Regions from separate parts of the Homo sapiens genome. Here region 2 is linked to region 1. The links are chromatin loops, found by intact Hi-C in ENCODE. Cell type or tissue: breast epithelium. All regions are shown on one strand. Each heading gives the region's core, and the rest is flanking DNA. Links, peaks and the distances in the headings are about the cores only.

Evidence for each region. A loop is a pair of places that touch in the nucleus more often than their neighbours do. Peaks named below come from ENCODE experiments on the same cell type or tissue, not always from the same donor. Only the 100,000 strongest peaks of a DNase experiment are listed, where the experiment ranks them.
Region 2: a loop joins it to region 1, with 25 times the contacts of the local background. A loop is called at or near these places in 3 of 110 quality-filtered maps.

What each region holds. Positions count from the first base shown.
Region 1 is chr10:76,661,166-76,664,089 of GRCh38, reverse strand. No RefSeq gene overlaps it. Among named protein-coding and RNA genes, the nearest start is that of KCNMA1-AS1, 230 kb to the left of the region's middle. In breast epithelium, for the core only: no CTCF peak of the experiment used is centred there; no DNase peak of the experiment used is centred there.
Region 2 is chr10:77,115,969-77,118,892 of GRCh38, reverse strand. The region is part of intron 6 of KCNMA1 (potassium calcium-activated channel subfamily M alpha 1); the gene reads left to right. Among named protein-coding and RNA genes, the nearest start is that of KCNMA1-AS2, 23 kb to the left of the region's middle. In breast epithelium, for the core only: no CTCF peak of the experiment used is centred there; no DNase peak of the experiment used is centred there.

The sequences.
Region 1 (2,924 bases), core at 201-2,700:
GACCCTTTAAGTGAAGATTTATTCCTGACTTGTCTATTCTATTTAATTGGTCTACACATTTCCACTATGCCAGTATTATGCTGTTTTGATTACTGTAGCTTTGTAACAAGTTTTGAAATTAGGAAATGTGAGAACTCCAACTTTGTCCTTTTTCAGGATCACTTTCGCTATTTGGGATCCCTTGAGATTCTGTATGAATTTTAAGATGAATGTTTTTGTTTCTCCGAAAACTGCCACTGGAGTTTTGATAGAGATTGCGTTAAATCTGTAGATTTAATGGGAATACTTACCATTAAAATATGGACTTAATGGGTAATATGTATCACGGATAGTATTTACATCTTAAAATACTCAGCCGTTTAATCCATGAACACAGGATAACTTTCCATTTGTTTGCATCTTCTTTAATTTCTTTCATCAAGGTGTTGAAGTTTTCAGTGTACAAGTCTTTTGCTTCCTTAGTTAAGTTTATTCTGAAGCATTCATTCTTTTTGATGTTATTGTAAATGGAATCATTTTCTTTTTGAATTGTTAGTGAATAAAAATGCAAGTGATTGTTGCATGTTGATTTTATATTCTGCAACTTTGCTGAATTTGTCTATTAGTTCTAACAAGTTTCTCTGTGTTTATGTAAAGGCTAATATGTAGGGTTTCTTTTATATCTTTTAAAAAATCATATACATTTCTTATTTTGGAGAAGTTCATTACATTTTTCAGTGGCTAATTTTTATTGGTGGCATGCAACACAAATACTTTTCACACAATATGGCTTGTCTTTCATTTTCTTTATGGTGTCCTTGGAGGAATACAAATACTTATTTTAATGTACTTGAATTTAGCTCTTTTAATTGGCAACTTTTGAGTTTTAAGCTATAATTTGCTAGCTCAGTTTAATCAAGGTATTCTCTTATATATACTTCCTTATTTCAATTGTTTAATGTTTACATTTAACTACTTACTCCATCTGGAATTGATTAAGTGTGTGGTATGTAGTAGGTATTTAATTTAATTTATTTATTTACTTACTTATTTAATAAGTAGAGCCACCTGCCCCATCATTTACTTACTCCAATGATGTGACATGCCCTTCTCTGGCACATATAAGGTGTTTATAGATGTATGGGATTCTGTCTGGAACTTTTATTTGGCTCCAAATTAACTTTTTCTGCAAAATAGGAATATTATCTTAACTATTTGGTTTTAAATTAAGTCTTGATATCTAGTAGGGAATGTTTCCTCATCCTATTCATCTTCTGTAAGAATGTCTTGGCTAACTAGGGACATTTGCTCTTTCATATATACGTTTTAAAATCAGTTTATCAAATTTCATTAAAAACTCAGTTGGAATTGCATTGAATTTACAATTCAATTTTAGGAGAACTGGTGTCTTTAAGATTTTAAGTCTTTCAACTTGTTATTGAGGAATGCTCTTAATTTATTTAAATGTCTTTAACAACTTCAGTACATGTATTGACAGTTCTCCATGAAGGAATTGCATATTTGTTAAATTTATTCCTAAGTATTTTCTGTTATTATAAAGAGTATCTTTTAATTTAAATTACATCTTCTAAATATTTATTATTGATATCATGAGATGCAATTGGCTTTTGTTTATTGATATTATATCCAGCCACCTTGGAAAGCTCACATTAATTTTTATAATTTATATTTAGATTCTCTTGAGTTTTCAGTGTAGGTAATTATATCATCTGTGTCTATGTTTTCTTTCATGCCATCCTTATACCTTTTACTTCTTAGCCTTTTCCTGTTGCACCAGCTAGAATCTCCATTACAATGTTTAATAAAAGTGATGATAGTGGAACTCCCCTTTCCCCCTTGACATATAAGGGAATAATACTAACTTTACTATTATGTGCTATATTTGCTGTAGCTTTTTGTTGAATACCTTTTGTAAAGTTAAGGAGGGACACTGCTATTAGTAAGATTTTTTTGTTTGTTCATTTTGTCATGTTTTTATTTCCTTTATGTTAATAGTTGTTGAATTTTATCAAATTATTTTTCTGTTAACTATTGGAATAACTTTTTCTAATTGTATATTTAATCTTCTTAATGTTTGGCATTACATTTATAGGTACTTGGGTTTTAAACAATCCTTCTATTTCATCTTTCCATAAGCCAAAATTTATCATGATGTATATCTTTTTTTATAAACTGCTGGCTTCAAATTAGAGTTTTGTTTAGAATTTTTAAAAATTGCCTATCCGTTATCTTTCTTACATTTTCCTTATCTGGGTTTACTCCAAGTTTATATTGACATCCTTTTCTATTCTCAAGAAGGTGTTGTATGTTGCAAAAAAACTATTTTTTGAAAATTTAGTAATACTTATTTGGGTCTTACCTTCTTTTGGTGATTGATTAACTATCTTAATTGCTATAAGAGTATTGTCTTTGTTTTTAAGTCAATTTTGGTATGTTATATTTTCAAACAATTTATCTGTTTCATCTAAGTTTTCAAATTGACATATGCTTGTTCACAGTAGTCAGGTTTTTATCACATGCTGAATCAATAATTAGGTCTCCTTTTTGTTCTAATCATCAGAAGTTTGATTATTTTATTACTCTTTTCAAAGCACCAACTTTTGGCTTTATTCATCTTGTATCATGTATTTTTTCAACTTCATAGATTTTTACTCTTATCTTTATTGCCCTACATCTACTATCTTTGAGCTTATTTTATCTTTTTTTTTTTTTTTGCAGGAGACCGGAGTTTTATTATTATTATTATTATTATTTTATTTATTTATTATTATTATACTTTAAGTTTTAGGGTACATGTGCACAATGTGCAGGTTAGTTACGTATGTATACATGTGCCATGCTGGTGTGCTGCACCCACTAACTCGTCATCTAGCATTAGGTATGTCTCCCAATGCTCTCCCTCCCCACTCCCCCCACCCCACAAC
Region 2 (2,924 bases), core at 263-2,762, 450 kb before region 1:
AGATAATTCAGCAAGCCTGGAGTGAGCACCCATTGGTATCAGCAGCAAGGTGCATGCTAGGAGTCCTGCTGTCAGAGAACTTGCTGCGTAGGGGGCCAGGCCACCTGACGGTGTGGTTAATGCTGATGTCAGCATGCCCAGGGGTTGAGAGGGGAGTAACTAAGCTGGGCTTAGCCTGAGTTGCAGGGCAGTCAAGGATCTTTTCGAGGAGAAGGTTACTTTTAGGTAAGCCTTGTAGAAAAAAGTGTCATCCTCATGGGGCTGGGCATGTGAGGGGTAGGGTGGGGGTTGACTTCTAATCAAGGAAGATGCTAACAGCACACTGGTGTGAGAGCATAACACTTGGGGAAACTTTGGGTAATTCTGCACTCCTGGACATTAAGCGTTCTGTGATGGAAAGAGGAGGATGAGGTTAAGAGGGTAGGAAAGGCCAGGTCACCAGGCACAGAAGCAAACGTCATGTAATTGTAAGAAATCTAGAAGCTTTAGGACAACTCTCTGAGGCCATTCTCTCTCCAGGTGCCAGCCTGGCTAATCTTGGCTCCTTCCTTTTGGGCATCCCCAAGTGTGGATCCCAAAGTTCTGTCCCAGAGAAAGTGCAGCCTTGGCTTTTGTAGGGTTTTGGACTTTTGAGCGATTCTCCTGTGACTCTTCCATACTCTGCTGCTTTCATAGCGGTCCTTCCAGAAGGGTGGGTTGGGGGACCCATGTAATCGTCTTTAGGGAGATTTTGTCTGGCTCTCTTTGGCGGTGAATTCCTGCCAATCTGTGGCATTAGGCAGGGATGGAGGCTTTGCAATGCAATTTGAAATAATGATTTGGAGTTGCTGTTTCATTTCCAGTACTTTGGCTGCCTCACTGGGCCAAGAGCTGAAAGAAATAAGGCAGAGAAGCATAAGGTGGGCAGAAAGATTGATAAAGAATTAAGAATGCAGCAGAAGGAAAATTAAAGTGCATGGGATGAAATGGGCAAATCACAATTATGTGACCAGCATCAGGGCCCTTTCCCAAACTGCAAGCCCATAGGGGGCCTAGAATACTCCATAGCCTGAAACGGCCAATTAAAGGGGAGACAAGGAGACTCCCTCTCACTATCTGAGGTTTTGGCAGTTTCTCAGTTGCCCTGCAAACTGGAGATCTAACACACAGGTGCTAGAACACTTATTCTACTGTCAGAGGAAAGTCAGCAGCTGTGTTTAAAGGCTGTAATTCCACATCTCATTGACTGTGGTAAATATTGATGACTAAAACATGGATCACTCAGCAATTTTTTCCAAAATGGGAATTTCCTTATTGTTTCCTCTAATTTTTCTTTTCTTTTCTTTTCTTTTTTTTTTTTTTTTTTTTTTTTTTGAGATAGACTCTTGCTCTGTTGTCCAGGCTGGGCGTGATCTCAGCTCACTGCAACCTCCGTCTCCAGGGTTCAAGCCATTCTCCTGCCTCAGCCTCCCGAGTAGCTGGGATTACAGGTGCCTGCCACCACACCTGGCTACTTTTTGTATTTTTAGTAGAGACAGGGTTTCACCGTGTTGGCCACGCTGGTCTCGAACTTTTGACCTCAGGTGATCTGCCCACTTTGGCCTCCCAAAGTGCTGGGATTACAGGTGTGAGCCACTGTGCCCAGCCTGTTTCCTCTAATTTTGAAAATATGTTCATGGTAAACATTGCAACAACACACAAAATCACATAGGATAAAGTAAAATTGCCTCCACATCACACTACTTTGAGATAATGATTACATCTACTATGTCACCTTTTGTTTCTCACATAGCATTCCATGATATGCATGAGTCATCGTGTACCTAACCAATATGGTTTTGGGAGGCGTTTTTGAAACTAAAACATTACTACTGACATGAACTTAGAAATGGCTCCAAGATAAAGTTTGTAAAGAAGAGTATTCTATATGGAGACTGCAAGAGATGTGCAGGGAGAGGCCAAATCATGCAGGTTCTTAGATTCATGGACTTTACTGAGAACAAATGAGAGCTGTTGAAGGATTTTAATCAGGAGAGGAAATGTGGTTAGACTGACATTTTAGAAAGATCCACTATTCCAACAGTTGTATAGAGAATGGGGTTGAAGCATCAAAGACCTCATAGACCATAAGACCAATTAGGAGGCAGTAGTCCAGGGAAGAGGTATTAGGGCATGGCCTTAGGCAGTGCAAATTGGGGCAGAGAAAGAAGAAGGGATCTAGAGATAATTAAGGGATTGAATTGGCAGAATTTCACTTTGTTCCACTCATGTTGTCATTCAGACCATTTATGTTAGTGTGGTGCAGTCCAGTTAACTTTTTAGGGGGTGGGTATTTTACATCTGTCCAGCAAAGAGAGCAGTAAAACAAACAAGGCCAGCAGCACCTGGCAGTACCAGAAACAAAGAGAAAAATTAGAGACAAGCAGAACAGGGACAAACGTACACTTCTTTGTACAAAGTGCATGGCATTTTCTGTGTTAACTGAAACATGTCTTGTTAAACATATAGAGGACAAAGGAGGCCCCAGAAGCTCTGGGTTTACAGCTGTAATCTCTGGAGCCAGACCTTCTCTTGCAGCATCCACAGTTTCTTGGAAGAGGTCTCTAATCTACAAGAATCCTGTGCCTGACCTATCATGATTCACTGTGTCCATCGATGTGAATTAGAACTCATGGGATGGAGACTCAGGAATTGTATAGGCAACATGAGAATGATTGACTTTAGTTGGATCAGGTGTTGATGATAAGATCATAATCTCCCTCAAAGCTTAGGAAGCAGGCTAGAATCTGAATGGTTCAAATCATTCTAACCGCTGGTAGCTTCGTGTTTGGCCCAGATCCCTGGGCTTGACCAGGAAGGCTATGACTATCTCCACACAGAGATATATAACCTTTGCTATGCAGAGCACACAGCCCTGCTCCTGGCGTGCCTCACTCTTTCTTCCC